Regions from separate parts of the Mus musculus genome. Here regions 2 and 3 are each linked to region 1. A link is a loop called in an ENCODE intact Hi-C map of the cell type or tissue named here. Cell type or tissue: left cerebral cortex. All regions are shown on one strand. Links, peaks and the distances in the headings refer to the core of each region. The heading gives the core; the rest is flanking DNA. Region 1 overlaps Rock2 (Rho-associated coiled-coil containing protein kinase 2). Region 2 has its middle 14 kb from the start of Gm36495. Region 3 holds the start of Gm36495 (a long non-coding RNA gene).

The links. A loop is a pair of places that touch in the nucleus more often than their neighbours do. Peaks named below come from ENCODE experiments on the same cell type or tissue, not always from the same donor. Only the 100,000 strongest peaks of a DNase experiment are listed, where the experiment ranks them.
Region 2: a loop joins it to region 1, with 4 times the contacts of the local background. A loop is called at or near these places in 12 of 42 quality-filtered maps.
Region 3: a loop joins it to region 1, with 4 times the contacts of the local background. A loop is called at or near these places in 10 of 42 quality-filtered maps.

Annotation. Positions count from the first base shown.
Region 1 is chr12:16,900,300-16,910,988 of GRCm38, reverse strand. The region is part of intron 1 of Rock2 (Rho-associated coiled-coil containing protein kinase 2); the gene reads right to left. Among named protein-coding and RNA genes, the nearest start is that of Rock2, 11 kb to the right of the region's middle. In left cerebral cortex, for the core only: a CTCF peak has its summit at 5,666 (motif pointing left); a DNase peak (open chromatin) is centred at 6,822.
Region 2 is chr12:16,831,344-16,842,032 of GRCm38, reverse strand. No RefSeq gene overlaps it. Among named protein-coding and RNA genes, the nearest start is that of Gm36495, 14 kb to the left of the region's middle. In left cerebral cortex, for the core only: a CTCF peak has its summit at 5,656; DNase peaks (open chromatin) are centred at 4,082 and 5,634; H3K27ac peaks cover 1,651 bases.
Region 3 is chr12:16,846,127-16,856,815 of GRCm38, reverse strand. Gm36495 (a long non-coding RNA gene) reads left to right here and starts at 5,881. Exons shown (of 2, transcript XR_381304.3): 1 at 5,881-6,287. In left cerebral cortex, for the core only: a CTCF peak has its summit at 5,629; DNase peaks (open chromatin) are centred at 5,558, 6,228 and 6,809; H3K27ac peaks cover 3,116 bases.

The DNA of each region.
Region 1 (10,689 bases), core at 3,460-8,459:
AATCACTTGTGGAAAACCTGTGAGCCAGATGCCTACATCTTCAAACAATTAAGATACTGACAAGAAAGATGTCAACAAGTGATAGTAGAGAGAAGTATATCAGACTGAGTAGAAATTCTAAGACAAAGATATCATGGGCACTGAAATTAAAAGGACCCTACATTGAAAGGACCCTAAGCTCCAAGTTCTGAAAGAAGGCTACCTTGGGAGAAACAGGTACTTAAGGCAATGGAGAAGGTGATACCTGGGAAAGAATTTGAAGATGCAAGCAAGTATGTCAACCTCAGAACAAGAGAGAAAAACTTTACCGAGAACAGAAGAACAACTAGGGAAAAGACGTGTCTCAGAAGTGTCTCAGGACTTACACATCAAACAGAAAGCAGCAGCTATGAAATTAGAATTAAGCTGGTGGTTCAGACAACAAGTCCCAAGAGCTCTATGAAGGAGAAAAACAGGCATCTCAGCAATCAGCTAGTGCCTGCAACAATTGTAATTCGGAAAGGGTCTGTCTGTTTCTTAAAAAAAAAAAAAAAAAAAAAAAATTCAGGCCTCTCTGGAAAGAGCCAAATTAAATTTAGATGAGTTCTGTTAGCTAATGAGTATGTGCTGGCAGGGATGGAGAAATGGCTCAGTAGTTACAGCAGTGGCTGCTCTTCCAGAGGACAAGGGTTGGATTCCCAGCACCCACATGATGGCTCACAAGCATCTGTTACCCTAGTACTAGGGGTCTCAATGCTTTCTTCTGCCTTTCAAGGGTACTAGGCAGGCAAGAGGCAAAGACATAAAAGCAAAGCACCCATACACATAAAATAAAAATAAACAGATACCACCAATTTCAGAATCAATTCTTACACCTCCATCCTGTCCAGAGTGACCCAGACTTTGTGTAAATCAGTGTTTTGAATATTAATAAACTGTACATTAAAAAAAGACTGTGCTGACACTGATGGGAAAGGTCCTTGCCATGCAAAGCTTGATGACCTTAGTTCAATCCATAGGACCCACAGGGTGGAAGGAAAGAATTGACTCACACATACTATGGCTCATGTGCACCTTCAGGCACACAGGTGCACACACACACATGCAGAGTTAATAATAATGCTCTTTTTAAAACAAAAATACTACACGATGAGACTATCTGGGAAAACAGTCATGATTTTATATGCATGAGATTAAAAGAAAAATAATGCTATTAAATGCAAACAGCAAGAGGGATGCACTAGTATCACAGTCTACTGCCTCAATAACACGGGCCACAGACAAAAGGTTATATATTACATTTCTTAAAATTTTTAACAGGCATGTATTGCTTTTGTAATTTTTTTAAATGTTTGTTTTGCTTTTGAGGGTTTGCTAAATCGAACTGAAGAAACCTGTTCCTAAAAATATTAAAGCATAGTGGCAAGAGGCTTACTCACAGAATCTCGAGACAAAAATTTCCAAAAATTCCTCTGGGGGGAGTGGTAGAATTTCTTAAAATTACAGAATTCTATAACTTTTCTCATGAAAAAAAAAACTATCATAAATCAATTTTGAGCTAGTTTCTTTTTCTTAGCTCTAAATTTAGCCTTAATTTTATCATCTGTTCTCCTATTATGGAGATGTCTTACATATGGAAAATAACTTGTTTTCCAGAAAGTCTCCAAACTTTGCAACTTTACAGTCTTCTCTTGTTTTTCAAATCATATTTTTCATCATCATCATCATTATTGTATTGATTATTTTCTGAGACAGCGTCTTACTATGTAGTACTAATTAGCCTGGAAGTCTCTATGTAGACAGGCTATAAAAACGAAAAAAGTTAAGTATTTGGGGCTTTATTGTTTGTTTTCTTTTGAGACAGTATCTCACAGAGCCCAGCCCAACCTCAAACTTACTACAGAGCCAAAGATGACTTTGAACTTCTGATCTTTCTACCTTGGCCTCTTGAGTGCTAAGGTTCACCCTCTGTGCAGATTTTATGTGGTGCTGGGGTTTAAGCCCATTCTTAAGTGAATGCTAGGCAAGCACTCTACCAATTCAGCTATATCCTCCAAATCAACGGTTAGCAACTATAAAGCTTATTTTACTGTGCCAGCTGAGTACTTCATAAACACTAATTACACATTGGCCAGAAGTGTATGCAGCTTTACTAGCCATGGTAGCTCAAATGTTAAATACAAAAATCAGGTTGCCACTCTCCTCCAAGTTATATAATCATTATCTCAAAAATTAATATACATGGACTGGAGATGGCTCAGCTATTAGAAGCACTGACTATTCTTCCACAGGACCCAGGTTCAATGGCTACTTCCTACCAACATGACAGTTCAGAACTACCAGTAACTCCAATTCCGGGAATTCTTCTGAATTCCAAGGGCAGCAGGCACATATGTGGTTTACAAACATACTTGCATACACAACACTCATACAAATGTTTAAAAAGAATTGACACTTTTTAAAAAAGATTTACTTATGTTATGTATATAAGTGCTCTATCTGCATGTACACCTGCATGCCAGAAGAGGGCATCAGATCACACTATAGTCATGAGCAACCATGTGGTTGCTGGGAATTGAACTCAGGACTTCTGGAAGAGTGGGCAGTGCTCTTAACTGCTGAACCATCTCTCTAGCTTCAATACTTTTTTTTTTTAATTTCCAATATGTATCTCAAATTTCTACAAGATAATATATACATATTCCTTAATAACAAAAACTAAAGTATTAAATGACTTTGAGGACTAAAAAACATGGGGAACCAATTTCAAAAGTACATTTAAAAAATCTAAACAGCAGGCTGGAGAGTATTGGCTGTTCTTCCAGAGGTCCTGAGTTCAATTCTCAGCAACCACATGATGGCTCATAACCATCTATAGTGAGATCTGGTGCCCTCTTCTGGCCTGCAGGCATACACGCAGGGAGAACACTGTACACATAATAAATAAATAAATCTTTTTTAAAAAATATAAAGAGCACTCTCTGTATTGCTTGGTACAGCCAATGACTCAAAAGCTGCTTTGTATGTAAAATCAAAATTGTTTTAAAAATAAGGATTGTATTTTACACTTTATTTTTGCTTCCTTTTTGTTGTTGTTTTGGTTTAATGTTTGTTTTTGAGACAGGTTATTTGTATAGACCTGGCTGTCCTAGAACTCACTCTGTAGACCAGGCTATCCTAAACTTAGAGATCCACCTGCCTCTGCTGTTACCACAAAAGAATGTTTGAAAACTTCTGTTTTTTAAATATAGGCATAATTACAAGATAGACACAGAACACATTGCTTTAGGAACTATAATTTGAAGGAGCATAAATTAAAATTTAAATTTCTAGTTGGGTTTTTCCTCATGAATTAAGCTGACTCAGTAACTATGACTACCATTATTTTTCACTTTCCTAATTATTAAATGTGAAATATCACAGTTACGTGTTTTGAGCTTAGGCTATAGTTCTGTTAGTAGAATACTTGCTTATTAACATGGACAAAGCCCTGGCTTCAGTCTCTGGCACTGCATCAATGGGGCATGATGGCACAGGCCTGTGTAATCTCAAGGCTTGGAGAAGGGGGGGGGGGAGGGGAGGAGAACAAATGTTCAAGGTCATCATTTGCAAGTTTAGGCCAGCCTAGGATACATGAAATTCTGTCAAGAGGAAAAGAATAAACAGAATTAAAAAAAAAAAAATCAGAAGTTCAAGGTCACCCTCTGTCTCATAACAAAGTTATACATTTGAGACCACTGAGGTGGCTCATGCAATGAAGGCACTGGCCACCAAGCCTGAAGACCTGAGTTCAAGGCCTGAAAGAAAAAAAAAGAAAAAAAAAAAAAAAACTTCCAAAGGTTGTGCTGATTTCCACAAATGCACCGTGGCATGTGTGTCCTACACATAATCACTCATGTGTACACACACATATAAATTAATGTAAGTTTTTAACTTACAATACGTTTTTACACAGTATCTTTAAACTTGGGTAAGGTATAATGATACATTTTTTTATTTTGTATATCTTATCACAATATCTCTTTTTCTATTTTACACTTATGCTTCCTTTAAAAGGAAAGAAAACCCAGCAAATTAAGGGAGGAAGAAGGAACAGAGAGAAAGCAGAGAATCTGGCTAGCCTTAATCTGATTTGTAGAGAGTCCTAAAAGGCAAAACGTGATGACCCTGGCATCCTTCTATATGTCAGACACATACACAAGTCTGTCTTCTGAAAAGATCTTAAACACCTGTGTCTGATTTTTTTTCACTTAGTACAAGGGAAAAAAATTATCCATAGTGCCTCTCATCTTATTCCTTAGGCCACTTTCATCACTACCACTAGAAATGTTCCTTTAATGCAAAGTCCTGGCTACCTCTGGAGACCTGACAGAGGGCTGGGGGGATCTCCTCAGGAGGGTCTCTAAAGGGAGAATCCCCAAGAGAGGTTGTTCACGGTAGGATCCCCATATTTCATACTTTAGACGCTTTTGTAAGAATTCAACATACCAAAATTCATTTTCAGTAGCTCTTGAAAGAATCAGTTCAAGCCAACTATGCTAATGTATTTTATATTTTTGATACACACACACACACGCAGGACACAGGGACACATACACACACACACACACACACACACACACACACACACACAAGCCAACTCTGCTTCTACCAGTTTACACCGTTCTGCAAGACTCTTTCATTACTCAGAAGTAAATGGCTCCATAACAAAGTTTATTTTTTAAAAAATTAATGCTTGTTAACTACGACTCTCGTGTGTGTGTGGGGGGGGGGACGACTCTCTTCATTACTTGATTAGCATCTCCTTACATTAAAGCAATTTAAATATATACAGCACACTCACAATGCACTCCTTTAAACTCAGTACTTGAGAGGCAGAGGATATCTCTGAATAGTCTTAAAAACAAAAACACTACAACCAAAAGTAATTTTAACATGAGTTTAACATAAAAGAAAAAATCTAAATAAAGAATTTGCTAAAATTTCCCTCTGAATCTTAATAAAAGCAAGGGTCATATTTAATAAAAATATTAATATTTAATAAAAACCTCAAACAATTATAATATATTTAATAAAAACCTTAAGCAATTAAAAGTATGGCTTCTAGATGAGGTATGATTAAACAAAAGACAAAATACTAAAGTCCTATGCAAATATAGAATTTTCAAATAAGGAAGCAGGGCATGGTGGCGCACACCTTTGATCCCAGCACTTGGGAAGCAGAGGCAGGCGGATTTCTGAGTTCAAGGCCAGCCTGGTCTACAGAGTGGTTTCCAGAACAGCCAGGGCTACACAAAGAAACCCTGTCTCGAAAAAACAAAAAACAAAAACAAACAAAAAAAGAATTTTCAAATAAGGAATCATCTGAGAATACTGAAAAATGTCCAAATAATATAAACCTACAAATCAGCATGCAATGCCACCTGTGAACAAGAGTGGACATGTTATGCGAATTTTCAGAGTATTCAAAGACAAAACCAATGCAACAGTTACATCATGACAGTTATCATAACTCTAAAGAAAACTAGTTATTAGAGTGACAATAAGAGTTGTTTCTAGGAGCTGGTGAGATGGCTCAGCAGGTAAGAGCACCCGACTGCTCTTCCAAAGGTCCTGAGTTCAAATCCCAGCAACCATATGGTGGCTCACTACCATCCGTAATGAGATCTGACTCCCTCTTCTGGTGTGTCTGAAGATAGCTACAGTGTACTTACATATAATAAATAAATCAATCTTAAAAAAAAAAAAAAGAGTTGTTTCTAATCTGTATGCAGAAAAGAAAGTTATAGCACTCTAACTGTGGTCAAGATGACAGACTGTTTATAAACTTATTCCTAACAACAGTTTAAAATGAAATTAAAACATGAACCCAAAACAAAAATCCAAAAAAGTTGGAAAGACTATGCTTACATCAGAGTCCTCAAAATATTTTGTTTAAAAATAATTGAACAAAATATGCTGGTACGTTGACTGTGATCCTAGAACTGAGGATGCTAAGGAAAAACAGTTTGGGGCCAGCCTGGGCTACATAGTGAGACCCTGTCTCAAAAAAAAAAAAAAAACCCAACTAGTTGAGTCACTCCTACAAGAATTTACAAAGTTCAACAAGAATTTCATTACTCAGAAGTGAAAGGCTCCATAACGAAGTTCATTAAAAAAAATAAATGCTTGTTAACTAAGATTCTCATGTGAAGGAGGGGGAACCTCTCATTACTTGATTAGCATCTCCTTACATAAAAACAATTTAAATATATACAGCACACCATGGTACACTACTAAAAATCAAAAGAGAAGAGCAATCAAGACATGGTAAAACATGCCCTTTGTCCTAGCTATACCAGAGGCTGAGGCCAGAGGATTACTTGAGTCCAGGAGTTCAAGGTCAACCTAGGCAACACAGGAAGAAACTCACTCTTTCTCTCTTTCTTAAAGAAAGGACACAACTAAAATTCATTTGTTATTAATAAAGTACACTGCAAGTACTATCATTCATTGATGGAAAGACTATGAAATTGTATGGCCATTTTAGAAAATATTGGCAGCTTTTCAAAATTAAGCATAAACTACCACATGACCCTACAATCTCATTCTTTGGAACCTATCCAAGAGAAATAAAAACATGTCCTCAACTATGATAAATTCATAAACAAAATGAATATAATTCATACAATAACACCATTCAGCAATACTAAAGAACAAAATGCTAGCACATGCTACAATACAGATGAACCTAACTAAAAACATTATACTGGGGAAAGAAGCCAGATGCAATGATGGCATATTGTGTGTGACAGTTTAAAATAGAAATGTCCCTCACAAGTGTGGATATTTGAACAACCGCAGGTGGTGGTGCTATTTGGGGAAGCTTTAGGAGGTGGAGTCTTGCTAGAAGAAGTACGTTATTGGGAGTAAGCTTTGAGAGTAAAAAGCCTCACACTACTTCCAGTTTGTTCTCCTTATTCTTGTCTGTGGTTGGGGATGTGAGCTCTCTCACCTTGCTGCTCCTGCTTCCATGCCTGCCACTTACTACCATGCCTCCTTTGCCATGATGTACTCTTATCCCCCTGGGACAGTGAGCTAAAATAAACTTGCCTCTACAAGTTACCTTTGTCATAGTGTTTTATCACAGCAACAGAAAAGTAACTAATACACTGTATGTATTCTACTATTTATGTAGAATTTGTTTTTTTAAAAAATTCAAACTTATAGATACAGATCCAGAGCTAGCACTGGAGTCAAGACTGAGAACCTAAACAATAGAATTTTTGAGGTAACCCAGCGTGGTGGCGCATGCCTTTAATCCCAGCACTTGGGAGGCAGAGGCAGGCGGATTTCTGAGTTCGAGGCCAGCCTGGTCTACAGAGTGAGTTCCAGGACAGCAAGAGCTACACAGAGAAACCCTGTCTCGAAAAAAACCAAAAACCAAAAAAAAAAAAAAAAAGAAGAAGAAGAAGAAGAAAAAAGAATTTTAGAGGTAATGAGAACATGTTAAGGTGACAGTTTAATTAAATTGCAGATGTAAAATGGATGAATTTACAGCATATAACGTATACCTCAATGAAGCTTTTATTCCCAGCACTCAAGACACAGAGGCAGTTGGATCTCTGTGATTTCAAGGCCAGCCTGGTCTCTACAAGAGTTCCAGGATTGCCAGGGCTACCCCCAAAACAATCCTGATGAAAATACAAAGAACTTGAAAAGCTAGCAAACAATGGTATCATTTAACATCTGTCCCTCAGCCAGACTTTAATTTCAGACCTGATTCTAAGAACAAATAAGAGATAGAAGTATGCACACTGTCTATGCCTGCAAATTATATTTATATATTTAACCCATTATTATGAAGGATACACAAGCAAATAGAGTATTATATATTACTCCCCTTCTCTAATTGAACACCACTAACAGAAAGAGTAACTCAAAACTCATTTCTGTAACTATTTTAAGTATAATAGAACAAGCAAATTACATTTATTTAAAAAAGAAACATTATAAACATTAAATAGATAAAAGTTAAATAAAAATGTTAGTAATCATGGACTTGACAAAATGGTTGAGTGTGTAAAAGCACCTGCTGGCATGTCTGACAACCTGAGCTTGATCCCTGAAGGAAGGAGAGACTCAAAAACTGTCCTCTGACTTCTGAGTGTCAAAAACATATACACATACCCACAAATAAATATAAAATATAATAAAGTTATTTTATAATATGCTTACTATCTGAAATTTTTTCAATAGAGACTTTCATTATAACTTGTAATGACATCCAGATTTTTTTCCCTCTCTTTCTGGGTTTTTTGAAATTGGGGTTCTCTGTATGGCTCTGGCTGTCCTGGAACTCACTTTGTAAACCAGGCTGGTCTAAAACTCAGTGACCTGTCCGTCTATGCATCCCTAGTGCTGGGAGACACTTGCATTCTTGAACAAAATCTCTCGTGCCTCTGATTTTTATTTTAATTTTGTTAATAAGCAAATATTTCTTGATTACTAACAGCCAATATACATACTGTTTTGAGGGTTAACCTGAAACATACCACCATTTTTTTCATCTGTTCTTGATCATGAAAAGCTGACTAAAATCACTGGGCTCCACGTGGAACTAGATTGATTAACTAGAAGCTAGGGCAAGGGAACAGATGACACACAAATGATTAAAAGCTGTTTAGCCCACATAGTCTTAAATTCACCTAAAATACAGAACAAAATTAGCTTTTATCTCTCATTAAACACACTGTTTCAGTACAATCTAGAAAATGTCTACATTACAATTACTTTTCCTAGGAGACCAACTGTTCTAACCTTCCAAACCTATCTTCTCAGCATACAGATGTTTGCCTATATTCCTTCTTATGAATAGACTATGTCCAAATGACAAGAACATATCAAAATACTTGGGGTCTATTGTATTATCACTTCTAGAGGGACCATACCTTTAAAGATATTACTCTTATCACTTAAACTGAATTATTTTTTTTTATTCAACAAATAGCTAAGGAACATACAAAAATGTCTATATCCTAATACAGTTTACCTTTTATGCATTAAGTAAAAATAAACTCACAAGCCAAGTGTTGTTCCCCCAAGCCTGTAGCCCCAGCATTTAGAAGGCTGGAGCAGGAGGTTCATGAGTTAAGGGACAGCGTGGGCTACAAAGACCAGGCAGCTATAAGGTGAGCTCTTGACTTCAACAGTAATAAGTAAATTAAATAAATAACCTCAAAGGCTAGGAAATATAAAAAAGACAATACTTTAACACTGTAAGACTTCCTCATCACCATTTACTCAAGTATTAAAACAGGCTTGCTTCTCATCTCCAGAGCTAAAGGTTAACCTCAATAATGAAGTGCTGGAAACTAGTTCCCAATCTGTAACCCCTTAAAAGTAAATTTCCTATCACATACATCATAACTAAAGTTGTTCAAAAATCTTTTACAGAATAAAGTAAAATAGGCATTAAATATAAAATGACCAGTTGTAAAGCATTTTAGATGCCTGGAAAACAAGCATAAAGTCCTTAGAAATATTCTCCAAAAGAGTTAACACCAATGAACCAAAAAGCAACCCTAATATGAAAGAGAAAGAGAGAATATGAGAATGAGACTAGCCAATGTGAACAGACCTCTCCAGAAAGATAAATGAAGGTCACTTAAAACAAGCCAACTGCAGACCGTCTAAGAACATCTACATTGAAGTAATCACTTTGAAGGATAAGAAAAGCACGGATGCAACAAGAGCAGCTCCCAGCATGGATAAAGAACAGACAGCCACCATGACTGGATACTAATTTATATATTAAACTTCATGTAATATATAAGCTAGCCCACTACTGATAAGTATGCTTTTGTGGGCTGTGGTTTTTTGTCTCGTTCTGTTTACATTTCTTGTGTAAATGTGCCACAGTGCACATGTACAGATCAAAAGACGACTCGTAGGAGTCATTTCTTTGTTCACCCTGTGGGTCCCAGCAATCAAACTCAAGGTCACTAGCCAGGCTTGGTAGCACACACCTCTACCAACTGAGTCACCCCACCAGTTCCCTGGATTTTCAATGACATGTCATCCTGGGCCTATAATGTTGAACTGAGCCATCAACTTTCTCTTCCCCAATTACCCTCTTCATGAGCAGCCAGTACAGAATAATTTTTAAATCTAAGATGCTTTTTATCTTACCAGTCATGGTTGGCTGGCTGCCCATTTCCACAGATAAAACTAAAAAGAAATGAGTTTCAAACAAAGCTTGGTTAGACAACATAACCATGACTAAGTATCTGAAGATGACTATTAAGAAAACACACAAAAGTCTACTAGTAAACAGATTTTTGGCAAAGATGATAAGCAACTCTGTAAAAAAGAAAAAATACTTTTCTCAAAATAGTAGTAGTAGAATAGTAATGGTAATAATAATAATAATGATAATAATACTGCTAAGTAGTCTGAGTAACTAATCATGTGGAGGAAAAAAGAAAATCAGCTTCAATCCCTAACTCACACCACACACTAAACTAGGTAAAATGTATCCTAGACCTATATATAAATGTTAAATCATAAACATTCTAGAATAAAAACAAAAAAAGGTATTTCGATACCATAGGTCTAGGCAACAATAACTTGGGCAGAAAAAAGCAATAACCATCTTTTAAACTGGTTAAAAACAGGCATACCACAGACTGAGAAAAAACACAAGACAATTTTCACAGCATTCCCTTTGTA
Region 2 (10,689 bases), core at 2,758-7,757, 68 kb after region 1:
ACAGCCCTGAGACTGCTTCCTAATAATCAGAAAAACTAATGTGCAGAGGACTTTGAAAGAAGTACTTGCTAAAAGTGTCTGCTTTGAGTCTGGGCCTTGAACTTGGCATTTGACATGGCAAGCCTTTGGAAGTGAGGAAGGTGAGAGATGGGAAAGAGAGGAAGGATTGCTTCTCTTTGCAGATACAGGTTAAAGCAGTCACCCTCAGCCGCCTATGACCCTTGAATACAGTTCCCCTGTGTTGGGACCCCAACCATAAAATTATTTTCATTGCTACTTTAAATTTGTAATTTTGCTACCGTTGTGAATTGTAATGTAAATATCTGTATTTTCTGATGGTCTTTTGAGTTGTGAGTCACAGGTTGAGAACTGCTGGGTTAAAGTAAAGAGAAGCAGGCCTCTCTGGAGGGATGGGACAGAGCTGAGGCATAGGGTTGCATTCTTAAATAGCCACCTCGTGTTTCCCTACTCTTTTGTTGGCTTAGAAGGAAAAGTATCAAAGATAGCATGCAAGTTCAGCAAACAGCCTTAGTTCCTGGCTAGCTAAGAAAGCCAAGTTGGAGCTGAGAGAGAAACTCAACCCTGTAAGTCTGAGCCCTGAGATAGACCCCTGAATTTACAGACTTTGCTTTCAACTATTTTTAGCCATATAGTGTAGGGAAAGAGTTGAGCCAAAAGGAGACAAGTGTGACAAAAACAAATTCTGGGCATTTGTCTCTTGGGTGAGCCATGATCTGGCAGTGGTGGGGCACATGCAAAGAAAAGCCTGGGAAGGGGACAAGGTCCAATTTGTCAGTCTAAGCAAATTAGTGACTCAGCTGCTGATAAGGGCCTGGAGAGAGAGCCTTTCCGATGAGTCACCATAGATTGTTCCCGAGGCGCAAATCCAGCTTTGCAGCTCAAAAGCCTGAACCGTGTTGGGACAGATTTCTATTGGAGATAGGCTTTTAACCTAGGCTAACATCTGTCTCACTGTGTAGCTGTGGATAGCCTTGCGATTCTGGTCCCCCACCCCCACCTCTCCAGAGCTAGGATGACAGGCATATCTCACCGTACCCAGTTTAAGAAGAGCTTGGGCATGGACCAGGGTTCCAGCCAGCCAGGCACACTACCATCTGGGCTACATCTCCATGGCTTTTTAAGGTTCTAGAAACTATCTCAAATCTACTATCTTCCCCAAGGCCAAGTCATAGTGCATTAGAGCCTACTGTTTTGTGTGTATTCCTGATGGTTGAATGTCAAGGAAACTACTTAATAGTTGGATTTTAAAAAAGATTTGTTTTTATTATTTTTATCTATGTGTATCAGAGTGTGCATACCCATAGAGGCCAGGAGGTGTCATTGGATCCTCCAGACCCAGAGTTTCAGATGGTGGCTAACTGCCTGATGTGATCTTGAGAACTGGGGTCCTTTGAAAGAGCAGCAAGCACTCCTAAATTCCGAGACAACTCTCCAGCCCCAATAGTTGGATCTTGACTCTTGTTTTTAGCCCAATCAGCTGATGTGCCCTTCTCATTGGAATGTCAAGACTATAGACATTTACAACTATTTCTGAGGTGCTTTGTAAAATTAATTAATTTAATGTCTATGAGTATACTGTATACACTAGAAGAGCAGGCAAAAGAGTCAGAGACACCCCCACTCTCACTGTTAGGAGTTCCTCAGAAACTCCAAGCTAACAACCATAACATATATGCAGAAGGCCTAGTGAAGACCCATGCAGGCTCCACAATTGCTGCTTCAGTCTCTGTGCGCTCCTATAAGCCCTGTTAAGCCCACATTTTGAGAGGTGGCCATTCTCTGTTTTAGTCTAGGACTGGCTGTATTAACCTTGGCTTAGGCCCTCCACAGCTGTAAAGCAGCCTCAGGGCAGGGATTCTCAGGGCAAACTTGCTCACTCAGTCATTCCTTCCTTGAGCTATTTACACTGCTGTAACAACACAAGCTATTCTAGTTTGCTCCTCCTTTGCTGTGTTAAAACACCATGATGAAAAAAGCAACTTGTGGAGGAGAGAGTTTATGTCAATTCACAGTTTCCAGCCCATCTTTGAGGGAAGTCAGGGCAAGAACTCAGGGCAGGAACCTGAAGGCAGGAACTGAAGCAGAGGCCATGCAGGGGTTCATCTTGCTTTTCATGGCTTCCTCAGTCAGCTTTCTTATAGAACCCAGGACCATGTGCCCAGGAATAGCATCTCCCACAGTAGGCCTTGCCCTTCCCCATCAATCACTAACTAATAAATTGCTCTACAGACTTGCCAACAGCCTGATCTTATGGATATTTTTTTTTCTTGATTCTTTGTGAGTTTCACATCATTGCACCTCAAATCTCATTCATCTCCCCATACCTTTCAGTCTGTTAAAGTAAAATAAAAGATAAAGTACAATAAATAAAATAAACAAAACAAAAATCTCATTGTAGAAGTTGTAGTGTGTCACAGTGTGTCCCACAGTATATCCTTTTGTCCACACATCTGTACTTGCAAATGTTCACTGCCATGAGTCTTTGGCCTGGTTCGAGGCCTCTGGCTTCTGCTACACCATCAGTACTGGATCCTCACCAAGACTCCTCTCAGATCTCCTGTTGTTGCTTGTGGCTTGGAGATCCCACAGCTTTGGGTCTGTAGGACTCATCCCTTGAAGCGCTCCAGCAGCTCATAGATGAGGTAAATGCTGGAGCCACCACCTTGGCCACGCCCTTTGACGCGGTTGAAAGGGATGTCCAAATCTGCACATGAAGAGAAAGTGATCCCAGAGTTAGGTAAAGTTCTGTCTTATCCGGACTGTACAAAGCCAATGTAATCAATCACTTGAGGTTTTGGGTCTTAAGAATCTTTGAATTTCTTAGCAGTAAGGAAGCCTCTTGGCTGACTATCCAGTGACCTATTTAATCTACTCCATTTGGAGAAATAGCCAATTTCTTCAATTTCTCTTGGGTTTACTGAAGAGATTCAGAATTTGCCATCAGTGCTCACTCCTTCCTGAGCATTCCTGTCTATCCACTGTGGAATAGATGCTGGAGAGACTCTACGTGGCAATTTGCAGATAAGCTGCTTCGAAGTGATCTACCATTCTGCAAGTTCTGAAGTGACGAAGAGACAGGTTGCAGAGAGAGAACAAACTAGACACAGGTGAAGATAAGATGATTCACAGAACAAGAAGGAGTCAGAAGAGTAGACTATATTGCTAAAGTTAGTATTAGGCCAAGCAGAGCAATCCAGTCAGAAGCTGAGTGAAGCCAGATTGAAGCAGTCAGCTTGGAGAAGAGTTTTGAGCCAGAACAGCTGTGTTGAGCCAGCCAGCTAGAGTTCAGAAAGAGCTAGAAAGGGTGAGCTTATTCAGCAATTAGCCTCAGAGATAAAACATTCTAGGTCTAGATAAGACTGTATGGAGGCTAGAAACTCCCAAGACTAGGCCTAGGTTAGCGGATAGAGGCAGTAAACCTCTGAGAAGACATCAGGCAAATAAAAGATACTTTTACACCCCCCACCCCCTTTCCTTCCTTCCCTCCCTTCCTTCTTTTCCTTTTGAGACAGGGTCTCTTTATGTAGTCCTGGCCATCCTAGAACTCACCATGCAGACCTGGCTGGTCTTGCACTCATAAAGATCTGCCAGCCTGTGTCTCCTAAGTGCTGGAATTAAACGTGTGCCACTCGATGCTCCAATGTAGGGGAATGCCAGGATGGGGAGGTGGGAGTGGGTGGGGGAGCACCCTCATAGAAGCGGGGGTGGGGGTGGGATAGGGAGTTTCCAGGGAGTGGAGAACCGGGAAAGGGAATAACATTTGACATGTAAATGAAGAAAAATCCAATAAAAATTTGAAAAACAAAATCAAAACCAAAACAACCCATGTGTGCCACCATACCCAGCCCTTGTCACTTGTTTTCTGATTGTGATTCAATGTGGCCAAATGCTTCAGCTCCTGCAGCTCTGACTGCAATCCACAATAACTCCCTTCTCCCGGGAATTGCTTTATCACATCAACAGTAAAGGAAACTAAGACACAGTGCATTCTCAGCACGAAAACATTAAAAACCATTATGAGCAATGCAGCTCTTTGCTAAATTCATCGCAGCTGAAATTGCTTCAACCCAAGCCCCGTGCCAAAAGCATGTGTGTCCTTGCTGTAGTCAGTCTAATAAATTTTGCACTGTCCCAATTTTTATTTTTTGTTTTTCTTACATCTATTTAGTGTGTGTGTGTGTGTGTGTGTGTGTGTGTGTGTGTGTGTGTGTGTGTGTGTACTAGTACCATGTTGCACATATTAAGGTCAGAGAACAACTTGGGGTTTTTCCCTTCTACCGTGTAGGTTCTGAGAATCAAATTCAGTTTGTTAGGCTTGGCAACAAACAGCTTTAACTGGTGAGCCATCTTACTGGCCTGGCTTGCCCTGAGTTTTATACACTAGTTTGTTAATGCATTCATTCATCCACTCAATATCGTGATAGACATGGTGATGTGGTACAGTCTCTACACTTCTAGATAGAAGTAATTTTAGGCTTTCTAGATAAGGCCAAGAGACCAAGGCAGACTGAGACCTTATCTCCCCAGAGCTTAAGGAACAGAGGTAATGAGACACAAAGCAAGTACAATACAGGGCTATCCCTGCAGTCCCATAAAATGGATTTTTAAAAAATGGTGAGTTGGGGAATAGCTCAGTAGATGAAGTGCTTGCAACATGAGTGTAAGGAGTTGAGTTCAATCCCCAACACCCGTGCAAAAGGCAGGTACAATCCACTTGTGATCCCAGTGCCAAGGAGGTGGGGACAGCAAGAGCGGATCCTGGAAGCTTGCAAGCTAGATCTCATACCTGCACCTTACAGCCCCAATCAGTGGATACTTGAGGTCCTCCTGCAGTTTCAAGAGAATGCCCACATACGTGCTTTTGCACTCATGTAACTGCTTCACACACTTGTGCACTTGAGCACACACACACCACACAATATATGTATATATATATGCACATATATGTAAAATCTCTCTATATGTGCATATATATACAAAAACACATACATACACATACAACACACAATATATGTACATATGTTTACATGTATGTGTATAAGATCTCTATATATGTGTATATACATACACACATACACACACTACACACACTATATATATATATATACACATATATACATATATAATCTCTGTAATACACATAGACCCCAAATTCACTAAAAGCAAAATAGTATTGATTTTAACATTTTGTGCCTGGTGTATTTGATGTTTTCATTTGTACAGCAAGACAAAATGAAAACTACGGACATTTTGTGTAAAACAGAATTCGGCTCTGCACTGGGGCATTTTATTTTTCCTTCTATATGTTCAGCTCATCTATTTGATGCTGATGGAAGGAATGCTGTCAATGTTTGTATAGCCCAGGTTGCGGTTACATGAGGGTGTAGCTCATGATCCTCACAGGAAAGGGAGGGCCATTAGGAAACAGAAACTCTCTCTTTCAGATTTGTCCATTGTGTGTAGCGGTGATAGAAATTTCTAGAAGAGAGTTCTGATATCACTGCCAAGTTGTAGCTGCATAAACATATGTCAAACAAGCTGTTTTCCAGGAGACAGCTCATTCCTTGGTGTCACTGTGCACAGTGAGCTACTAAAGATACCACAGGGCTCAGTGCTGACGTCAAGCGGATATGAGACGCTCCGCAGCTGATTGCTACGCGTCCCAAATTGGAAACATGAGCTTGCCCACAGAAGACGTTCCAACTCGGCTTGACAAATGAATCCTCAACTGTTCCTCATGGTCATTTGTTTTAAAAAGCTCAAGTGACTGTTCATTATCCCAGCTGCTGTGTTAGGTAGCTTCTCAGAGGAAAACAAAACACAAAAATAACCCCTACCTCCCCTCCCTGCAGACAAAGAACAGTATCACTAACCTTTCCTAATGCTGGCCAGAAAGGATCAAGTGCAAAAGGGACAAGAGGGTCCATCGATGACAAAGAGAGGATGTTTCCCATAAAAAAGTGGTGGTGTTGGTTATTTTTAGACCAAACTGCAATGAATGACATATGCACAGAATGCCCTCTGGGGCTCACCCCTCACCCCCTCATGTTAATTTCTGTCCTTCTTTAGCCTTTGCCCCAATTACTTTAACATTTTTTTCTTTTTGGTTTATTTATTTACATTTCAAATGTCCCCTTCCTGGTCTCACCTTTGTAACTGACCCCCCCCATTCCATCCCTCCTTGCTTTAACTTTTAAAAAACAAAACTGTATTATAGTATATTTTCACAAGGTCCTGAGAATCCTACCTTCTGAGATGCTGTTAAATATTAATCCATAAAAATACCATATTTCAAGCATTAATGATGACTTTGTACGTTCTTGGTGGCAGTCTTTCTTTGTGGTCTCAGGGATCGAACCTAAGACCTCATATATATGAGACAAGTGCTCTACCAATGAGCTGCCTGCCTCTGAGCTGTGGCATATTACTTTCTGTGATTCACTCAAAACATGTCAAATCAAGTGCTCTTGTTCAGAATTAATGCTAATACATGAGCATTCCAGACTCCTGAAGTCAAGCTGTCAGTCAGTGGTGGTCAACTCTGGGTCTCAACCATGGGAAACACAGATTTCTGACGGTCTTAGGAACTGAGACACCTATCAGCAGCAACATTATGTTATAAATTGTTGGTAACAAAGATAAATTTATGGTTGGGGGTTCCTAAGACCATTGATACATCTCTTCTTGTCACCTGTCCTCACCGTACCTAACCTGTACCCACAGTACTGGTTAAAGGATGGAAAAGTGGTCAGAGGAGTGGGCTGGGTGGCACAGGCATCCCAGTTAGAGATCATATCCATCCCCGCTCATGAAGCACTTGTCGGAAAATTAAGACTCCCTCTAAGGGGTTATAACTCCAACCTGACTAGAGGTCAGTTTTCCAAGGGCATGAGTGTGGGCTTGTGGATTACACTGCCTGCTTGGGAGTGCACACTGTGGCCCAGTCTTCCTCAGCCACGAAGCCCTGGGCAACACCTTGTTCACCCTCCAGAGCCCGGCCTCCTCCTTTCTACAGAGGACCGGTGGGTGGTCCTTACCTGACAGAGAAGATGGAATCGGTCCACTCGCTGGCTGCCGCAGAACAAGGCGCTGATCAGTGCGGGTGGTGATTGTAATTAGATATGGCTTTAACAGCTGTGGAATGCACGGTTGCACTGTAGCCTGAAACTGCATTAAGTACCTGTCTAAACAGGATATATTTACCCCGAGCCAGCTTTCCTCCCTTAGTCTTTTTTTTTTTTTTCTGGCTCAGAACATGGTACTCATAGCCTCATGAACGCTGGACAAGCACCATCCCAGGAAGCTACAACCCCAGCTGTAGCTTAACTCTCAGCATCAAAACCCGGCTGTGCCTCAGCGAAGCGGTGCAATGAGATTGACTCTAAATGATTATAAATGTGTCTTGAAGACTGACAAACAGAATTCCTAAGTCGGCTGTGAAATGGAGCCTATCTTCAGACAGCTAAGGAGGTGAGGGTATTTCTGGCTAACGCTATTAGTAGAAAGACCTTTGTCACGTCCTGGACACGATGTTTGGCTCCTTTGGGAAACTGGCAAGTGGTGTCTTGCCTTGGTTCAACATCAAGTCATAGTCACGGCCTTTCTTTTCATTCATCAGCCTGTGATTGAATAAGTCATCGCATGGTTCAATGGAAACACATTTAAGGAGGCTTAGCAGAACAACATTTTATTATTCCTTTGAAGACTGATTTTTCCACCAGAGACGAACGACTTTTCATTTACTCTAATATTATCACCTATCAACCAGAGTTACTTGGGAAATAGCCAGGACGCGAGATGCTTTCTAACATAGGGAGACTGGATGCCTGACTCTAAGCACTATGAGCACTGGCTGCCCCCGCTGCTCTCCAGGGTTCAAGTCCTGACTCCCCAGCTTTCTCAGCTCATGGGCTCGTGGTTAGGGAAAAGACGGAAGCAAATCCTCACTCACAAAGGAAATCTGAAAGCTTATTGATCAGTCTCCCATCGTCACATTCTCATGATCTTCTGCTTGTACACTGTAGTCAGCAGTTAAACAATCCTGAGGAGGACTAGAGGGCCAGGCCTGGACGCGGAGGAATGTGGGCGAGGGATGCCAACTCTGAATGGTGAACCTTAGTAGGTGTGTGTAGTGGAAGTGCAGGCATGAGTCAGAGGTCAACCTTGGCTGTAGGTTGGCCCTTACCTCCCCCCTTGTTTGATGCAGGGTCTTCTGCTGTCCACCACTGTGTATGCCAGGTTTGCTGGCCTACAAGCTTTAGGGGAGTCTCCTGTCTCGGGCTCCCTTCTTGCTGTAGGTGCACTGGGGTTGGTTACAGATGGACACTCCACTGCTTTATCCTCTTTATGACGTGGGCTCTGGAGAGCTGAGATCTGGTCTTCACACTTGTGAGGTAAGTGCTGTTTCTACTGAGCCATCTCCCAGTCCAACCATCAAATTCTGAGCCTCCTGTCTTGCTGGGATTACAGGGATGACCCACCGTGCCATTTATGTGGTACCAAGGATCAAACCTAGGGCACTGTACAAGAATTCAGTTGTGCTACAGCCCCAGACTCCTGAAAAATTCTTTTTACACCGTTTTTCTTTAGCCATTTTATACTTTTACTTCGGAATACACACTACCTACAAACTTATTTATTAAATAATTATTTAAAATATTTAATTATATAATTATTGAAAAATAAAATTATGATTGTTTACTGAATCCATCTAACTTTTTATTTACTTGCTTATTTATTTTTTGCGTATGTCCATCCTTGCAACACATGTGCACTCCATGGTGTATTTGTGGAGATCTGAGATGGGCTGGAGAGATGGCTCAGCGGTTAAGAGCACTGGCTTCTCTTCCAGAAGTCCTGAGTTCAATTCTCAGCTACTACATGAGGGCTCACATCCGTCTGTAATGTAACCTGATGCTCTCTTCTTGCATATATATATATATATATATATATATATATAATCTTTTTTTAAAATGTAAAAAGAAAAGAGAAAAAGAATCAGTCTCTTTCGGCAATGCGGGTGCTCAGCCTAGAGCTCAGGCTATCAGGCTTGGCAGTGCAATGTTCCCATCATCATGAGGCTCTGAAGCTGCTCATTCGAAGCCAGCAACGTTTCCTGTGCTCCCTCTTTCTGATCCTGGGCAACAGCAGAACAGTCTGCACTCTGACTCCACAACGCTGGTCTTTCAAGAAAGTTATATAGCTGGGTATAGAGGCGCATGCCTGTAATCTTCATATTTGGGAGGTTCAGGTGAAAAAACTGCCTCTTAGTTTAGGGCCAGCCTGGGCTACCCTGTTTCAAAAAAAACAAACAAACCCCAAAACAACAACAACAACAACAAAACCCCCAAAAACCAAGGCTGGCGAGAAGGTTCAGCAGGTAAGGGTGTTTGCTGTGCAAGCCTGGGACCTTCGTTCAATCCCTGAAACCCATTCTCCTCAAAGTTGTCACCTCCACACCCACCCACACCTACATGCACCCAGTACCACCCCCACAATAATAAAGAAATCAGAGCAAGCAAAAGTCACAATATCACTGCTGGGCCACTAACTCTTGAAATGATTGTTATGCACGAGCTGGTACCACAGAGCACTAACCAGCTTCCCCTCTCCGTCCCCTATTGTCACTGTGGAATCAAGGACTTGCCCTAGAGCAGAGTTTAGAAATCTGTGTACTTTTTACCATAAGAGGAGCAAAGACATTCTGAAAGAAGACTTGTTAACTTACAGGGGGAATAAAAAAAACCCAGTGAAAAGATGAATGGACCCACCTTTGGGCTTCACACTCAGTCCTTGTTGTCTTTATGAATGAATTAGCCATAAGCAACAACAGACACTTAGAAGAAGCAATCCCACGTAACTCTGGGGAAAATCTGAAACCGGCCCCCTCCTAATTAATTTTGTTGTGTTTGGATTTCTGCTTATTGTTTGGCCCTCCAGCTGCCTCCAGGAGCTAGCCACATATCACAAATGTGCAGAGAGGGTACTCATCTGATATAGGGTGAATGGTTGTTTTGCTTCCACCTACAGAGTGATAGGTGCCGAGCTTCCTGACTGACTGGTATGCTAAAAAAAAAAAAAAAAAAAAAAAAAATGCCTGGGCACACTTCCCAGCCCCTAAATGCATGGCCACTGCATTTCTGAGCACTGTGGTTCTGAGTTGAGACACGTCCAGCTTAAACGCTGGTAGGCTTGTGTTCTTGGCACAGAGCTTTGGAACAGTGTGAAGAGCTGAGGTTGCCACCTTCATAGACACCACTGTCAGGCAGCCCAGTGTGTAGGGTAGGGGAATGTGGTCTGAGGACACATGGGCATGCACGCTGAGGAAATTCAGAGAACACACTGATCCTGGAGGTGAAGGACCCTTATGCTGGCGTTGCCAGGTCTTAACCCAATCAACACAAGAAGAAAGAGATGAGGCAGGTGGCTGTGCTCCCTGAGAGCAGGGCATGGCTCATGGGACAAAGCATGCTATGGGGGTGGGGTGGGGGGGTGGGCCCTCTGAGAAACAATTCATGCCCTCATCAATCTGGACTCAGAAATCAACTTAGGGTTCCAGAATGAGAACTGCAAAGGCATTTTATCATTTAAATCAGCCATTTCTATTTGTAAGATGTGTCTGTGGCCGTGAGCCCGGGACAGAGCTGACGGCCACCCCATGGAGCCATC
Region 3 (10,689 bases), core at 3,368-8,367, 54 kb after region 1:
TACACCCTCTCTTGGCATCTTTCGGTACAGACTTGGCATGCATGTGGTATATAGACATATATGAAGGCAAAACATTCATACACATAAAATTAAATTAAAATTTAAGAAGAAAATGAAGAGGAGGAGGAGGAGAAGAAGAAGAACAGTGGATTGTTAGTCCCAGTGCTTGGCTTTCAGCCACAATACCAGCTCCTGACCAGCGAGACTCAGGAAGACTCACTTGATTCCTGACTCCCAGCCTCCTTGTTTCTTGAATGGCTTCATAAAATCTGATTTGCTCCCCTCTGCATTTGAGCAAAACCAGTAATTGCTATGTGGTAGTCCTTAGGTACTTCACAATAACAAGGCTTTACCTTGGCTCACACATACCCAAGTTTGTGTTGATGCTTCTTATTACCCAATTCAACTGCTTCTATTATTGGGCCCATTTCATAAATGAGAAAACAAATAATGAAATAATGTATTCCAAACAGTCTTTCTGATTCCAGAGCCCAGACGGAACACTTCTATCCTTAGGAGCATGTGTCTTTATTGCCATGTGGTCTTTGTGGTGGAAGAGCCGAGATGGGGGAGGGATCTTTTGAGCCCAGCTGCTTCTACCTTCCCACTGTTGCCAAGGAAACCACCACTCCTGCGTAGTTGCCATGGAAATGATCCAACCTCTCTCTTCTTCTCACCTTCACCATGGAAACAGCCAACCTGGAAGCCCAGTCCTTGAGTGGGAGGAGGTGGAGCTTCTAGGCCCTGGTGTTGGAAATTCCCACTGAGCAGAGCATGAATGCGGCCGTGTTCAGGGGGCTGCACAGAAGTACGTTGTCAAAGGCAGGATGTCCCCGGGAATGCAGGTGGAATTATTTTCAGAATTTATTCCTAAAGTCAGCTATTGTCTACACCAAGGGAAATCCCCAGATGCCAGTGTCTTGAAAATGCTGAAGGTGCACCAGGCAGGTCTTCTTTTTTATCTAACACTGTGTCCATCTGGCCAAGATGACAATGGGTTATCCCTGCCTCATCCCCTTAAAAGTCCTGTACTTTGAATGGGCTGCATTAGTGGCTTTCAAGCCTCCAGATGTCCCAGTTACTGCAGTTTGTGAAGAAAGCATTAGGTTCAATCTGTCTATTTCTTTCTTTCTTTCTTTCTTTCTTTCTTTCTTTCTTTCTTTCTTTCTTTCTTTCTTTCTTTCTTTCTTTCTCTCTCTCTCTCTCTCTCTCTCTCTTTCTTTCTTTCTTTCTTTTTTTTTTGGGGGGGGGGAGGGGGATTTCGAGACAGGATTTCTCTGTATAGCCCTGGTTGTCCTGGAACTCACTTTGTACACCAGGCTGGCCTAGAACTCAGAAATCTGCCTCTCTCTGCCTCCCAAGTGCTGGAATTAAAGGCATGTGCCACCATCGCCCAGCAATCTATTTCTTATTATTTTAGACAGGGCCTCATGGAACCCAAGTTGGCCTTGAACTCATCATGTAGTCAAGGATGGCCTTGAAGTAACTTCTGGTCCCCCTGCCTTTGTTTCTGGAGTGCTAGGATTATAGTCGGTGCCACCATGCCTGTTTTTGTTTTTTTTTAATAGAATCCAGAGCCTTACACATACAAGACAAAAACCCCATTCCTACATCTCCAGCCCCTAGACCTTTTTTCTGGGAGATGCAGGCAAGAATTCTAAGACCACCTGTAGTCTACTCCAATAGAATGATGGGACAGTTAAGGATATGCCTGATAAAACCAGACTGTCTGGGTTCAAGTCCTGACTTAGGACATGCTGCTATGGAGATGGGGCAAACTGGCTCTCCCTAATTCAGTTCCTTCAGAAGCAAGGTTGGGTTAACAATAGTGTGTATCTCTTAAGGTTCTCACAGTGATTAAATGAGATACACTTCCAGTGTCCACCAGCACATGGTAACACCAACTGCTGGCCAGAATTATCACAGTCTCTATCATTTACAAAAGAGATTTTAACATTGGTGAAACAATATACAACTTTAGCCAAGATGGGAATTCTCAAACTGTATCCACTTTGCTTTTGAAAAAAGCTACCTTAATATCCTCATTGATAGGCTTTTAAAATAATTTCTTTTTATTGAACATGTGTTTATATTTGATTATTTGTAGTTTATTTCATGTGTCTGGGTGCTTTGCTTGTATATATGTCCATATACCTTGCACATGCTATGGATATCAGAGGAGAACATCGGATCTCCTGGAACTGGAGTTACAGGTGAATGGTTTTGAGTCCCCAAATGAGTTCTGAGAATCAAACATTGGTCCTCTGGAAGAGCATAAAGTACTCTTAACTGCTGAGTCATTTCTCCAGCCCCTTGTTATATTTTAATATGTTTGTGTACATATGTGGGTATGTGCAAGTGTGTGCCAGTACCATTGAAGGCCAGAAGAGAGCATCAGGTCCCTGGGGCTAGAGTTACAGGTGATTGTGGGCCACCTGATACAGATGCTGGGAACTGAACTCAGGTCTTCTACAACAGCAGTACATGTACTTAATCGTGGAGCCATGTCTCTAGCCCTTTGTCGCCATTTTCATCTTCACTGTCCTTGTCAGGGTCACCCCTTTAAGAGTCACAGCCTTCAGTGACATTTAGGTCCTCTTTGCTCCCAGAGGCAATGCTTTTATGATTTTACTTTATTACTTTCAAAATATATTTTGTTTGCTGTACTGGGGATTGAATCTGTGGGCTTACACAGGTTAGGCAATGCTTTGTAATTCTCAAGAGCCCTGATCAACAAAAGGAGTGTCCACAGGCCCAACGCCAAAGATGAGTGGTCAGTTAGGGCCCTTGGCAGCAAGCCTGAACCTGGGTGTGGCCTTGGCTCAACACAGTCAAGCCATTTCTTTGCAAAGCTGAGCTGTTTCAGGAGCGCGGAAGTGCAGACATGAAATCCTACCGCTGTCTGCCGTTGCCTCTCTTGATCATGTGGGAGCCACACCAGTGTTTCACTGGGGTCCTACTCTGGGATGCAGAACTCCTGGCTGCACCTGTCATGTGCTCCTCCTGAAGAAGCTGTCTGTTTGAGTCACTTGATTCTGGTTTGTGTCTCTCTACCGCAGCCTCCCTGTGTGGGCTGTGGCAGAGCGGGATGCTCCAGCCCCCTCTTGGCAGAGGCTGTCTCATCAAGGACTCCTTGCGAGATCCCTTTTGGCTTTTCCTATGGGAATTTGTAGAGTAGGAAGGAGTAAAGGGAGAGTCCACACACAGCCTGGCAGTCCTGACGCCTGGAGATCCCAGAATCTAGCAGAAAACCACCCAGACTCAGAGTGAGTCAGCAACTTAACTCTAGCCCTTGACTTCAGTGAACCGGGGCAATCAATCGCTCTACCTTCCAAACCACAAGATTTTCAGGAATGATTCCAGGTTCAGTGAGGCCTGAAGTTAGTCAGTGTGGAGGGATCTTTAATCGAAAGACGAGACACATTTGTAATACAACATTAAAGGGATTTCTTTGGGGAAGGGCAAGTACTGTTAGACAAGTACTCTCTACCAGGAGGCTACATCCCAATCCTGACAGGAGTATTTTCTAAGGGGACATCACAACAGATTGCAGTTACAGCATAAAGAGAAAATCCGGGATCAATGAGATGGCTCAGCAGGAGCAAGCGTTAGGACCTAAGTTCGATCCCTGGAACCTCCAGAAAGTCACATGTGGTAGGTTATGTCTGTAATCCCTGCACTCCTACTATGAGATGGGAGGAGGGAGGCTGGAGAATCTCCTGGAAGCTTTTAGGTCTAGCCTGGAATACTCAGAGCAGCAGAAAGAATATGAGAGATAGTTCCCTCAGAACCAAGGTGGGAGGTGACAATGGACTCTGAAAGATTGTCCTCAAGTCTCCACGTGCACACCATGGTGCTCACGGACTCTTCAGCTAGCCTCTCTCACCCAGCAGTAAATGAAAAAATGATAAAAAAAAAAACAGATCCAAAATAAACAACCATGTTTATAACCATCTTACATGACTATTTTTAAAAGTGCTTTTTTAGATAATGATGATAATAATTATTATTGTTGTTATTGAGACAAGATGCCACTAAATAACTCTGACTGGTCTGGAATTTGCTATGTAGAACAGCCTCAGACTTACAGCGATCCCCAGCTGCTGCCTCCTGAGTTTGGAAATTAAAGGTATGTGCCAATATCAGGCTATTATTGTGTGTGTGTGTGTGTGTGTGTGTGTGTGTGTGTACACTCACTTGTGTTTTAGTGCCTACAAAGTCAGAAAAAGACATTGGATCCCCCTAGCATTTCTAGCATTACAGGCAGTTGTGAACTACCCTATGTGGGTGCTGGGAATTGAACCTGGGTCCTCTGAAAATGTAATGAGTGCACTTAACCACTGAGCCATCTCTCCAGTATCCTTACTTTTGCCTCTGTTATTGGACTATATTACTGGATGCTTACAGCTGATAGCCTCTTCATATGATAATGATAAGGCAAAATTTATGTAGATTATTAAATTAATTCAATCTCTTGATCAGGATGGCTGGAGAAAATTTGTTTTTTATTATCAGTAATTATGAAGTTTTGTTTTATTTGTTTATTTACACATTTAGAGACAGGGTCTCTTGTACACCAGGCTGGTCTCAAATCCTATATCCTTGAATTTCTGATTCTACACCTTACACCTCATAAGTGGTAAGATGATAGGTCTGCAGCACCATGCTCAGTTTACAGGGAACTGGGAATTGAACCCAGGGTTCCATGCTTGCTAGGCAAGCACTCTGCCAACTGAGCTACATCCCAGACCGAGGGGTCTTATTCATTTCTTTTTGCTTTTGAGATAGGATCTTGCTATCTGGCCTTGGTTGGCTTGGAAAGTTGGGGGCTTTTGTTTGTTTTCTGTTTGGTGTGCTGGAGGTGGGACCCAGAGACCTGCAGATGTGAGACACTCTGCCACTGAGCTGCCTCTGCCCACCCCCAGCTCTGTGAGGTTTGATACATGCACGAGGAACAAATGTCCTGCTTACATTTCAATGTCTTTATTGGAAGACTTTTCCACGAATGTCTGATTTGGGTTTTTTTGGTTTTTTTTTTGTTTTTTTTTGTTTTTTTTTTTTTTTTTTGCTTTTCGAGACAGGGTTTCTCTGTATAGCCCTGGCTGTCTGGAACTCACTCTGTAGACCATGCTGGCCTGGAACTCAGAAATCCGCCTGCTTCTGCCTCCCGAGTGCTGGGATTAAAGGAGTGTGCCACCACGCCCGGCTGAATGTCTGATTTGTTGTTTTACTTTAGACCCCACTTTGGTCATTTCACTGTGACATTTAGGTCCTACACTGTCTCCATGCCTGGTAAGAAGGCATGGCAGATCTCAGGAAAATTCACAGAAGCTCTTCCTTCTGCAGGAAGGCTATGATAACCGAAGTGATTTTAACACCAGTCACTACATCCCACTGACCCAAATGAAACTAATTCCGAGGCCGACTCCTAACATTTTCAGATGCTTCAATGTTTAAAATAAATACTTGAGCATTATCAGTCAAGCGAAGACACTGTTACATAATGTTCCATCCACCTACCTTGACACCCTGAAAGGCCAGATTCAAATTTAGAATTCTCGGAATCCTCAGAATTTCCTGTGAAGATGTGTCGAACGAGAAAGCTGGCTGCTCCCTGTGGCTCACTGCTGCCTCCTCCTCCTGAATCAGACATCACATTTGCTCCCACAAGGGGCCTCCTGGACTCTGGGTCTGAGATCTGATTACAGTTTCCCTGCAAGGAACTCTCTGGCCCATTGACAGGTCAAGGCGTTTGCACACCAGAATGTGGGCTAGTCTCCGGGACAAGATTGAGCAATGACCCCCATGGAACCTGTTAACAGCTGGCCCTATTGATGTCATTGCTAAGGAATCTCAGGTCACGTGGCCCAGGGCATCGTGTCATGACCTCTGAGAAACAGAGTGAAGGGGGGAGGGGGGGACAGCTCCCTAGGGAATAATACTGTGAAGGATCAAGGGATCAGAAAAAGACAAGCTGGTGTGACACCTGCCAAGGGTGGAAGGCAGAGAGCAGAAATGGGTGTGGCAGCTCCCTGTTGCCAGGAGGGTTCTGTGAAGTGACTCATGGTCAGCCCAGAAGGCAGTTGTAGAGCACAGATTCCCTGTCTGAACAGTCCTGAAGGCTCAGAAATGTCACTTGGGCTCAGTCACTGCAGGCTTGGGACGTTGCTGCAAGGAACCACAGAGTGCTCAGTCTGTCTCACGACTGTGTTCCTTGTGACAGAACAGCAAGCTCTTTCCTGAAGGGAGAGCTGAACAGCGCAGTCCACAAAGGTGGCATGGGCTTGGTGAGTGGGAGCTTCTGCCTCTGCGGCCATCTGTCTGTGTGTTTGGGATGCCAGTTTCCAGGCGCATGCCGCAACGGGGGAGTTCGTTTTACCTACTTGGTTATTTAATAGCATGATTATTGCTTCTTGGTTATTAACAGAATGCAAGACCTGGGTTCTCTGTGCCCATTTGCATGTGCTCCAGCTATGAATAGGTCCAGTTCCCAGATCTGCTATCTCCATCCTTCTACACACACACACACACACACACACACACACACACACACAGAATGCATCATAGGGATGCTCTTTGAATGCTTGCATGCCCACCACAGTGAGGACTTCTCACCAGGGTCACTAATGGTCCACTCACTGGTGTTACTCTAAAGCAACTGTCTTCCAGCTTCAGCTTGCACCCATAAGCAAAGCCAACCCATTTGCAAATCAAATTCAGGCCCTCCCTCATCCCTCAGCCAGTCTTCTGTGACTCCCTGCTTGCTCCCACCTAATGGATGGCCATAGAAACGCTGTCAGGAAGGGAAGCTTGTTGGCACAACTGTGGGTGTGCCATGTCATCTTAGCTGCTTTGATCATGGCGGTAATAAAGTACCTGAGAAAAGCAACTTCAGGAAGGAAGTGTTTATGTTGATTCACAGTTGAAGTATGCAGTCCATCATGGTGGGGAAGGCAGCTGGCCACACTGCAGCCACAGTCAGGAAGCAGAGAGAGATGAACTCTGTGCCAGCTCACTCTCCTCATTCCACGCAGTCTGGGGCCTTAGCCCACGAAATGCTTCTGGCTAGGCTTAAGGTAGGCTTCTCACTGCAGTTAGCCCAGTCTCAAAATTCCTTCATGCACATGCCCAGACGTTTATATTGCAGCTGATTCTAGATCAATTCAAGATGGCAGCGTTAGCGACCACACACAGGTTTTTTGATGCCTGTTCAAATGACTTTCCTAACGCATCTTTCAGCTCAGACTTGACCTTGTGTCTTTCCCTCACCTGGTACATACCCAGCTCATGGGGTATTCCATGGATAACCTTTCCCTTCCTACAGGGGACTAAAAACACAGCAGGAACCATTAGGTAAAAGGCGGGTATGTATTCTCCCTACCACTAACACCTCCATCACTACAGGTTTGGCTCATTTGCATGGTCCAAGCAGAAGGGCTGCATCATAGTCTTGAGTCAGGGATAGACCCAGTCCTGCTCTGGGCCACTCAAAGTTAACAGCCTTCCATGTTACCTTGAATCATATTTCTAGCTGTGGAGCCCAGGAGCCCCGTGGAATACTGTGGTTCCTTTGCGATGGGAGCTCCAGTGGGATGCAGCAATTCTGTTTTTCTTTGGCGCAGCTTACTCCTGGTCACTGTCCCCATCAGAGATATAATGACATGCTGGGTTCTGCTCCTGGCCACTGTCCCCATCAGAGATATAATGACATGCTGGGTTCTAAATGTCCAAGAGCACATGTACATGATGTGTTCCTCCATAGGCCCCCTACCCTTTCCTCATCCTGCTGAGTCAGGAAGATCCATCAGTGCATTGGATCGGTGACATGTTGGGGGCCACACTCCTGTAATCGCAGTACTTGGGAAGGTGAGCAGGAGGACTGTCTGTGTTTGAGGTCAGTCAGGGCCATGTAGGGAATTCCAGGCCATCCTGAGCTGCATAACGAGAGGCCTTGTCTGAAAAGCAAAACATCAGATGACATGGGTCAATATGATGGTCTGTGGCCCCTCTGATCCAAACTTCCCCACTCTATTATGACAGAAACTACGTAAGCTAAATAGCACCAAGGCAAAACTGTAATTGTGTATTATTGTCTATTCCATGTGAATGTGAAATGTTTCTGATCCTTGCTGATTGGCATGAAAAGGAATGTACTCATTAAATCAAAGGCCACATGCCTGAGCAGTGATATTGGCCCTTGCAAAGCCACTATGGGACCATATTTGGCTGAGTTTGTGGTTCCTTCTGGCTTCTGCAGGGACCAGATCAGACAATTAAATGGAGATACAATAAATCACCCATGAGTTACTTAAGGGCACAAATGGAACATTCTTACCCCATGCCTGGGACGTACGCTGCTTTTATTTTATATTCCCTTGGCTGGTGCTCACCAGATCAAAGGCTCTCATGTTTTGTTTTGTTTTTTTCTATTCTGATTGCTTTTACCCCACAGGCCATCGACGTATGTGGGAGTTTCTTCAAGGTCAGTCATAATACTTGGCACTTCTCTTCTGCTTCTTTGGAAAGCCCGAGTCAGTGGCCTATTCCTGCATCTCCTCTTCCACATCCACCTCCACCATCATGTGGCCATTACCACCTTCTTTACATTATGGCCAATAGATTCTCTAGAAGACTATAAGAGAACAGAGTCTAGAACGGTCATATAAGTAAGGCAGGTCATCATGACCTTGACCCAGTGACAAGAATCTAGATGAGAACAAAGACATCTTGAAAGACGCTACTGTTGACATGGGAATGTTGACTCTACCTCATGGAAGCCCTGTAAACAAGCATGAATCCTTGGGGTAAAACTATGTGCTTATGTTGTCATTCAAAACCCCAGTGGATGGAGGCACTAACTTCCATCCTTAGTGCCACACAAAACAACAAAACGAAATGAAAAACCTCTAATATGCAGGTGGAGACAAGGTTTCTTCTGCCACCCATGAGAGTGGAGGCTCTACATAGAAATTAAATAAAATTCTAGGAAAAATAGGGCTTCATTTTTTTTCATATGCCAGAGTTGAGCAGCTGAGAGTCCATGGCCACGGCACAGGATGAGGACTAAGGTGACAGGAAGCCACCATGTAAACTCCCTGGTGAAGTTGCTGCCATGGCATGAGTACATGGTAGGTCATTGTTGGATAGCTTCCATTTCCTCTGCACTCTTATCCACAGGCTTATGGCTGTGGGAAGCTGATCTCACCAACTCAATGCATCCAGTTGCTTTTGGCAAATGGAAGGCACCAACAGGAAGTGGGAGGAGTGGGAGGAAGGACCAACGGGAAGTGGGAGGAGTGGGGAGAATGAGAGGAAGGAAGCTGTTCTTGCCCTTCTCCCAACTCTCTCCTAGTGACCCTCTCCTACAGGCAGAACTCTTACTGTGGGTCCAGATCTTGCCCGCTCTTTTGGCTCCTCCTTGTCACGTGGGTGGCAAGGGCTCTTCTCCCTTTCTTCTGGCTGACTCATCACTGTCCCTGCATGGGTTCCCTTGACCCTAGCTACAGTTTTGTAAAGTCCTTTCATCACTCTCTGGGAGGTGATGGTTATGATGGTAGTGTTACTGAGGGAGGTGGTTGTGGTGTGGGTATGATGGCTGTGGTGATGGATGTGGTGTTGAGTCTCCTCTTTATAGAGAGCCATGGCTGCCTGCTGGGATACTCATGATGCAGTCGTTCTTAGTATTACATAGTCTGAAAATCAAGCCTGATTTTCCTTTGGACTCCTATGTAGCCAGAAATTCTTTTCTGAGCCCCAGTTTCATTAGAATTCATTGAATCCCCAAGGCTGTCCAATGTCAGGAGGATATCGTAAAATCGAATGAGTGAAAATATATAACACTTTGGGAAAAGCACACAATACTGACTCCACTACTAGTATTATTAAAAGCAACAACAATAACAGGATCGCCCAGACCCATAGATCCCTCAGGTTCCTCTCTCCTCCCCACAGCAACATCATAGCAGTGACTGAGTCTTTGCTCATTGGAAAGCCACTGTGTTTTTGCTTTTGTTCTTCCCAAAAAGTCCTACACCTCTGTAAGATGAGACTCTTTTCAGATACAGCACAAAATCCTCAGAGCTACTGCTTACCCCACTTTGACAAACGCTACAGGGAGTACAAGTCTGTGCTGAAGTCCCTCCGAGCAGCCCTTGTCCCATCTCTGGGATTACTGTACTGTTTGCAGCACAGGGGACAGTTGAGAACCAGCCTATAACCACATGTGCTCATTGGGCTTTCTAAAAAATTGTTTATTTGATTTTATTTATATAGTTTAAAGATTTATTTGTTTATTTATGCATTTGAGTACAGTGCAGCTGTCTTCAGACCCACCAGAAGAGGGCATCGGATCCCATTATAGATGGTTGTGAACCATTATGTGGTTGCTGGGAACTGAACTCAGGACCTCTGGCAGAGCAGTCAGTGCTCTTAACTGCTGAGCCATCTCTCCAGCTTGATTTATTTTATTTTTAATTTATGTGTATGTCTTACAGTTACCATCACTGTGATGAAACACCATGACCAAAAGCATCTTGGGGAGGAGAGGGTTTATTTGGCTTAGGCTTCCATAAAGCAGTTCATCATCAAAAGTAGGGAGGACAGGAACTTACGTACGGCACAACCTGGAGGCAGGAGCTGATGTGGAGCCATGGAGGAGCGTTGCTTTCCATAGCTTGCTCAGTTTTCTTA